2 separate regions of the Mus musculus genome follow, and region 2 is linked to region 1. Evidence: chromatin contacts called from ENCODE Hi-C or POLR2A ChIA-PET data. All regions are on one chromosome and are shown on one strand. Each heading gives the region's core, a stretch centred on a gene start or an enhancer-like site at or near the end of the contact. The rest is flanking DNA. Distances are from core to core; before and after follow the strand shown. Region 1 holds the start of Plekhh3 (pleckstrin homology domain containing, family H (with MyTH4 domain) member 3). Region 2 has its middle 4.0 kb from the start of Ezh1.

Region 1 (4,048 bases), core at 1,062-3,561:
CATTTTTCAAACTGGAGATGTGATGAAGTACCTTCTACCCATGGAAGCCTCTTCAATTTTTTTCCTTTACACCCTCCCCCGACTTCCTTGCTCAGAACCTCCAGGGAAGAAGAAGATGGGCTCTCAGGGAAAGAGCAGGACCCAAGACTGGGCAAGGGTGGTTTACAGGGTTGACTGAAGGGGAAGAGGGACTCTTTTATAGAAGATGTTCTCTAAGAGCTTTGTGTGTTACTCTGCAAATGTCCCGGAGGAAATGGACACACTACCCCCTTGCCGGGGCTCAGGAGGACAAGAGGCTGCTAAGCGCATACTCTTCAGACCAAGGGTGGTTTGGAATTTTGCCCTTCTCATACACAAACCCCTGCTTAGGAACTTCAATTGTAACCTGGGGTCTGAGGTTGGTCAAAATCAACCCGGAGCCAAGCTAGCTAGACAGGAACTGTGCCATGGTCCCATTGCGCCCAGGCTGCTAAAGCCAGGAGGAGGGTTGGGGGAGGAGGACCAGGGACACCTGTCCCTGAGCTCCTAGGAGGGGGTGGAGGTGGGGCACGAGGGAGGCCATGGCCTATCTGACAGGGATCCTATCCATGCGGGAAACTTGGGGACTCCCAGGTCCCACTCTTTCCCTGGGAGCCTACCCGTTTCTTTTCTGGAGGTTCTGAGTGGGGCTATCCACCCCTCTACCAGAGGGCAGGTACTGATCCCACCCCACCCCACCCCCCACAACTCCCCTAATCTCAGTCCCTTGCTTCCCTCCTCCTCCCCTCTATATTTATCTGCCCTCTGCCTCGCCAGGTGCTGGCGCCTGCACTGGCTGCGGTGCCGCCCGCCCCACCCAGGAATGGAGCCACCGGACTTGCTGGGGACCCCTGAGCGGGGTTGGGGGGAAATGGGAGCTGGACCCAGGCCACAGCACACAGAAGCCTGGTTGCCTCTGGTGGGTAAGGACGTGAGAGAGGTCTCCTCGAAAGATGGAGGTCTTACACACCAACTGTGCCTGAGTGTCTCTCTCCCAAAGGAGATTTGATTAAAAAAAATTTTCAGCCACCAAGTCACCCTCACCCATTCCCTCTGGTTTCCCAGGAACCTCACCAGAGAAGGCAGAGAGTTCTGTCTTAAGTGGCGGAATAATGAGAAGTCCTCAAAGGGCCATCGTCCCGAGCCTTTTCTTTGTGGGGTCCCTGATGCAGACCCCAATTCTAGGATGTCTTTTTGCCCTCGCCCAGGATACTGCGGTGGGAGCTCCCGCATCTGGCCCCAGTGCTCTTGAACTGAGAGCAGAGCGAACCCAGGCGTTCCAGCCGCCCAGCCGGCCTCGCCACATTCCTTGGCTCTGGCGGAGGCGGAAGGAGACGGGATGGGACGCGGGCCCGGCAGGGAAGGGAGAGGCAGGGCCAGGTTGGGCCACGCGTGACGCCTCCTCTGCCTCAGGGCCCCCAGCAGGTGGACAGCGCCTTGTGTGCAGCGCGAAGCCCACAGGCGCATCCCTAGTAGGGCTACTTGCCCCTGGAGCTCCCGGGGCTCTGGCCCTCAGACAAGAATCTCCCCCACATTTGCAGTTGGCCAAGAGGACTGCGTTTGGCCCAAGTATGGAGCAGGCTCAGGCGTGACGGCCGGTTGTAGTGAGAAAGATTGAACTCGGTTCTAAATCCCTGTAGACTTACCCTCCCGCCGCCCGCTGGACTCGGGGTCCTTAGCTCAAAGGTCTCGTCGTCCTCGTCTTCGTCCCCGTCCCCGCTAAGCTCGCCGTCCCCGTAGTCCCGGTGCAGAAGAGTGAAGCCTCGACGGCAGCAGAGAAGCCACCACAATCCCCCGGGGAGAGGCATCCGGGCGAGCAGCCTGGGAATGGGGGCGCAGGCAGTGTTGCCTGAGCAGCAGGGAATCTGAGAAACTGGAGGTACTCCGACCCGAACTGGGTAGAGAAGAGGTGTGACGAGAGGAAAGAAGGGGGCCGGAAGGAGGCAGTGTCCAGCGCTGAGGTGCAAAAGGACTATCACCAGAGCCCGCTGGGGGCTCGCTGTCTGGGCCCGGGCAGAGGAGGGGGGAGATAGCGTCCAGGGCCGGGGGAAGGGAGCCGGGAGCAATGTCCGGAGCTGGGAAGTAGTGTTCGTTGTAGTGTCCAGCTCTGTAGGAGCAGTGTCTGGTGCAGCAATCGTGGTGGGCGGTTGTCCAAGCTCCAAGGAGGGTGGTGTCCGGTAGGGCGTCCGGTGGCCGGGGCCCGGGCGGCGCGCGCTGCGCTCCCTGCAGCCCCGGGACTGGCGCGTTGGGGGCGCGGGCAGAGTTCCCAGACCCCGCCTCCCTCTCTGCCCCCCCTCCTTCCCTCCGCCTTCCCTGTTCTTTTTCTCCTCCCTTCTTCACAGGGTAGGGTCTACGTTGCGTCACAGCCTCCTCTGCCCAATCATTGTTCCTGGCGCCGGTCAGGGAGACCAATCCCAAGCTTGAAACCGCGGCGGGTTGCATCATGTGTCTCTGGCTGAGTGACAGTAGGGAGGGGCGGGGGGGGGGGGGACTGGGGAGGGAGCTTCTGAGGTCGGACACGGGGTGTCTGTGGCGTCACGTAGGACCGCCTTCGTGCTCTTGTTTTAACTCTTGGCTCACCAAGCAGCAAATTAAAAAACCCTTTTCGAAGGTCTGGAAAAGGAAGGGCATAAAGCTGGAAGGAAGCTAGGCTATTGACCTGTGATTACCTGTCACATCTTGGAATCCCTACAAAGAGCCTTACTACCTTCAAGGCATTCCACACCTGCGTGTGAGAGAGTTAGCTAGCTGCAAAGGCAGCTCCATCCTTGGAGTTAAAAGGGTCCAGATTTAGATCTTAGCCACCTCCACTTTTGAGATGAAAAAGCTGAGAAAGGAACTCCTGGAAGCCTCAGACAAAGATCTGAAATAAAAGTGAATTTACAGGGCATTGAACTGGAATGGGGAGAGTGGTTTGGCATGCTCGGGGATTCTGTGGTTTAAGAAAATCAATAGATCAGAGGCCTCTCAGGGCGACTATGCTGCATTTCTGAACAAGAAGGGGTTAACAAGGGCGCTAAAGAATACAGGGCGGGGTTCGCGCTACAGCTTAGACAGTGGGAGCGCGCACATACTCGAGCGCGTTGCTGACTCAGCGGCGATTCCCGCGGTTACGGGCGGAGGGTTCCAGGTCCGCTCCGGTGGGTAGTGTGCGCCTCTTGGAGGATCTGCGCAGTTTTCGAGCTTCTCCTCGTTTCTGACTCCAAGAGGCCAAATTTTTAAGTCTTTTACACCGCCAGAGGCTCTAGGACACACGACTAGCCGGGCTGGGCTAGGCTAGGCTGGACGAAGTGCAGACTTCAGGCCAACGCCTCCCTAGGGACGCCACGCCCTTTTTGCCCCTAGACTCCAGGCTGGAGCGGTGGTCTGACTTTGCTGACCGAATTCTAAACTGGGAAGAACTGTCTCATTGGAGCACAATCCTGGCAGTTGTGCAAAGCAAGGACCAGAAATCAATGCACCATCTCTAGAAGCCATCCTTATGGTACTTCCAGATTGAAGTGGTGTATGCTGAGATTTCTGAGGGCCAGACCACAACTATAACCTCCCTTCCTCTTCAAGATCCTAGACACTTGCCTGCTGGAGAGTTCTGTCTGATATCTAACCTCCCCTTTCCTGGCAAGCTATGCTCATTTCCTTTGGCTTGATCCCCGAGGGGAAATAATCAGAGTGGGCAAGCGCCCCACACTCTGAGCTCAGGCCCAGTAACACCTCTCGGAAAATTTGCAAATTGCAATCCCCCTCATTCATATATATATATATATATATATATATATATATATATATATATATCCTAGGTAGAAAAGTCCACCTTGACATTTTTCTATTTCTTCTTAGGCAGGATATTGTTATTATTATTGATCTTCCTGTCTCAACCTCTGGAGTGGCTGGGGCTACAGGTATCCAGTCCACACACCATCAGACTCAACTTTTTAATTAGCGTTTTTCTTTGCACAGCAGGACTTTAGAAGGGATCCAAAAACCTACCCCAAACTAGAATCTCTTGCCTCCAGCCTCTACCAGACCCACG
Region 2 (4,048 bases), core at 731-3,230, 59 kb after region 1:
GCAACTCTACAAAGTTAATCCTGGGACCTCAAAAGTGGCCATGGCACTCCCACCCACCCACGCACACCCACTGCTGCTGCTGCTGCTAGTAGTAGTAATAATAATGATAATAATAAATTTAAGCCGGACGTGGTGGCACATTCCTTTAATCCCAACATTTGGGAGGCAGAGGCAGGTGTATTTCTGAGTTCGAGGCCAGCCTGGTCTACAAAGTGAGTTCCAGGACAGCCAGGGCTACACAGAGAAACCCTGTCTCAAAAAACCAAAAAAAAAAAATAATAATAATAATAATAATAATAATAATAATAAGTTTAAAAGCAAAAAAGCCATTTTATTGTTTTCCTCTTGTATCTATTTGTCCAATAACCAATTAACTTAAGTATTCCTTTATGCTGTTTTGGGTCTTTTTTCTTCTCTGTAACCTTGGCTGTCCTGGAGCTCACTCTGTAGACCAGACTAGCCTCAAATTCAGAGATCTGCCTTCCTCTTGCCTTCCAAGTACTGAGATTAAAGGTATGTGCCACCATTGCTCGGCATTCCCTTATAATGTTTAATCAATCTAAGGGACAGCCTGGGCTTTCGGCGTTGTAAAAACATTTGAAGTAATTATAGAATGTAGCCAAGTTTGAGACCCACTGCATTGCATTTATAATTAGTGAAGTGTTGCCAGAGACAGAATCTCTGAAGTGATAGAAATAAGATTGAGCCAAAGGTGCAAGAACACAGGCAGAGGTTTCCTGGATTTCAGTTCAGGAGCAGAAAGGTCTCAGCACTGACCAAAGAGATCAGACATTTTCCCCAACAAAGAGGAATAAGCTTCTATTGATTCACTGGGGTGGGCTAAAGGGCCAGCCTCACCTTGCCTGGAGAAGGTCAGGTGCTTGACCGGATACAACTGCGACAAAAACATGAGACTGAGGTCAAAGAAATCACACACCAAGCTTTTAACAGGGAGAATGCTGAGCTAGGGGCCCTAGCTTCTTTGCCTTCTATCCTCTTGTGGCAATACCTGACTTTCTCAAAATAATGTGTGTTATCTACAGAGAGGTTGAGAAGATCTGAATATCCGAGAGACATAGTGAGAGATTTGGGAACCACCAACAGGCTGATAACTGAAGCCAAGGGAGGGGACCCGGCCTTGGGAGGTGTGCCAAGTAACAGCGGGAGATGCAAAAAGAAAGACATTTGAGCTAGCAGAGGCAGCACGGCTACAGGGATGTTTCTGAAGTGGCAAGAAAGGGGGTTGAAACGATTCCTGGGGCTATGGAGGATGAGAGTTGGGGAGCTCACCAGAGTCCCACCTCGTCATTCATCCTAGCAGTCTTCCTCTTTCACCCCCAATCTTACCCCTCTGTTCCTCACAATAATTGGCATGGCACTAACCACAAGGTTAAGTAAGCCTCGTCAGTGAAGGTCTATCCTTGTCATTATCCTCCAGAAGAAGGTTTATGGGGCGAAATGTTGCTTGCCAGTGTGTTCCTTCTTCTTGGGCTGGGCTAGGTATCCTCCCGCACCCCAACCCCCCAGATCAGGCACTTTCTCAGCTGACAATGTTCTTCCAGATACCATCAGCCAGCCTTTGTTTGGCCAGCTCTTCTAAATCTCTCTCTCTCTTTTTTTTTTCTTTTGCAACCCTTTAGGTCTTTGTTGGGTGTGGGCTGGTTACAATGACATCTGCTGACCAGTGGTCAGCAGCTGGACCTTTGAAAAGCCAGCATCTCAGCCTCCTCTCTTGGCCCCACCCCCAGCCACCCTCTCCTCTCTGTCCCACTCCCAGGAAGCTGCAGAGAGAAAGGAATAGCTGTGCCTGCTTCTGGCTTCTCACTCTGCATCTTGCTCTTAAATTGGAGGCCTCTGGGGCCAGGAGAAACTGGACACAGTGTGCCGAGCACTCTAATAGGACTGGTTCTTTTTTTTTTTTTTTCTGAAAGTTCCCCTATTGCGGAAAAATAAAATTATGTGTTTAATTTCTGAAACCCAATGCCTCATTTGCCTTGGCAGCCATTCTGCCTGGCTTGGCTGAGAGTCTGGCAACACAAGTAGACTGATTAATACCAGCTCAACTTGCTCCCTGGAGGAAAGTGTTATTTACTTGACTATTTTCTTAAATCCTCTTTAATTGACTTGTATTTCAATATAATCATATTGGTTTTAACATGTTCTGTCTCTGACTACCGGCCCCAATGAGGCCCAGAAGAGCTCCCCACTCTGTACGCCTTCATTCCCTTCACAAAGCAAGATTTTGTTCAACCCAGTGATTAGAAATGGAAGATCACGTGCTCTACTCCTCCTGGGATGGGCAAATTCTAAGTGAACTTTCATCCCGTTAGTCCTGGATCCCTGGTAAAAAGGGAAAGAGATGAGGCTTCTCAGAAGGTCAACAGGGCTTTCCATATTCTCCTTTCCTCCCTTCCGATCTGAGATCCCTTCAGATAGCAACACCACCCCTATGTCCTGACCCTCCCTTGTGAAGCCCCCAGGGATATCAAATAGCAAGTGTTGGAGGGGGACACAGAGGGACTGTGGAAAGATTGGGCCCCAGATTTCCCCAACAGTGAAGTGTAAACACAGCTGTGGAGATGGGAGTGAGGCGTCCTCCCTCCCCCAGTTCCCACCCAGAAGCAGAGAAAGGCTGCCTGCAGCGAGCAACCAAACAGGAAAACAAAGCAAGGCGCAACCTAAACGCCCAGCAGGAAGGTCACCAGAAACTGGGGCTGCTGCCCAGGACGTGGTGTGACCAGTGGAAGAGTCAGACCCCTCCCTGAATGCTTAGGGGCCAATACAATTCCAAAGCCAGTGGAGGTCTGGACATGATGGAGCCTGGAACCGTGGCTTGATTCTGGAAGCCTCTCTGTTGCTGGACACTTTGTCCTCTGAGCTCGGAAAACTCACTTTCTGCCTTCGGTACTTAGCCTCTGGCCCCTAGTGGCTTAGGGATAGTAAGAATGCATTTGATTCAGCAAGCAAGAGCAAGCCCACAATAAACCCTTGTCCGGGGCAGTTAGAAACTTCAACGCTGAGCCTCCAAGCCAAAACATTAAACAGGACTTCCTCAGCCTTTGTTAATTACGAAATAAATAATTCCAGCAGGAGGAGCTTGCCTCTTCAGGAGATTGCTTGATGGGGAGGTTGTGTGGGTGGGTGAGGAAGGACGGGCACTGTGGTACTCTAAAAGCTCCAACCCCACTGCTAGGCTGATGCTATACCCATCTCCCTCTCCAAGTTCAGCTCAGTTACTGCAGGACCTTGATCTCTCGGGACACACCTTTGGCATACCCCACCCCCCACCCCCGGGCAGCAGCAGGGTAGTAGCTCTGGTCAGCTGGACAGTTAATGAGCTGTGCTTCCTTTCTGGCCATCGGGAGCCTCAACCGTAAAAGTGAAATTGCAGAGCTAGAGAAAACAGAAAGAACAGCGGCTGACAAACATTAAGCTCTCCTGCGCCCGCCCAGGCCTATGCGCAATACTTTCTTTACAGGGATCCTCTCACTTCACATCGAGTCAGGAATATTCTTCTCCTCCTTTTACAGTTGAACAATTGAGGGCTTACAAGATTCTAGAACTTTCCCTCAGGCTGTGCAGCCATCAACTATAGTGGCCAGGATTTGTATCTTCACTTGCTTCCTTAGCCCATGCTCTGAGATTCTCTGCTACCCCTCCCTCCTCTGAGGTCTTCTAACTCTGACATCATGATTCTGGATTCACTCCCTGGCTTGCTGCTCTTACCAGTGGCGCCAAAAACGGAATCTCTTAGGGGCTCCAGTCTGCTGGTCCAGAGGGAAATCGCTGAAAGTTAAGGGGGCTCCTCACTTCCTCTGTACTAAAGATGCCAATCAAAGCTAGACACTCCACAGACCCCCATATCAGCAGGGAACAGTCTCTGTGGAAGACAAACAAATCCTAGCCAGGCAGGAAAGGGGAGGTCCCTTGGCTGAGTGACTTCCCCTTTCTCTTTCCTGGTGTATCAGTTTATCAGGACACACACTCCCCCCACCCCCCACCCCACTCCACTCCCAAGGACTGTATTGGTTCTGTGTAACATTGTGGT

The links. Hi-C counts contacts between places; a loop is a spot of excess contacts on that map. ChIA-PET counts read pairs that join two places held with the same protein, here RNA polymerase II (POLR2A).
Region 2: POLR2A ChIA-PET joins it to region 1 with 24 read pairs in Patski. The contact joins the enhancer-like site here to the promoter of Plekhh3 in region 1. A Hi-C loop is called at or near these places in 1 of 37 maps with a recorded cell type or tissue (regulatory T cell). POLR2A ChIA-PET finds 5 or more read pairs at or near these places in 3 of 5 experiments (Patski and embryonic stem cell).

What each region holds. Positions count from the first base shown.
Region 1 is chr11:101,169,061-101,173,108 of GRCm38, forward strand. It overlaps Plekhh3 (pleckstrin homology domain containing, family H (with MyTH4 domain) member 3), which reads right to left and starts at 2,312. Exons shown (of 13, transcript NM_001346769.1): 1 at 1,665-2,312. The coding sequence starts at 1,826. Ccr10 (chemokine (C-C motif) receptor 10) reads right to left here. Exons shown (of 2, transcript NM_007721.4): 2 at 3,938-4,048.
Region 2 is chr11:101,228,429-101,232,476 of GRCm38, forward strand. No RefSeq gene overlaps it. Among named protein-coding and RNA genes, the nearest start is that of Ezh1, 4.0 kb to the left of the region's middle. Within about 2 kb of position 1,981, at least 3 of the 3 ENCODE cell types and tissues checked have a DNase peak (open chromatin) inside an H3K27ac peak, as active enhancers do.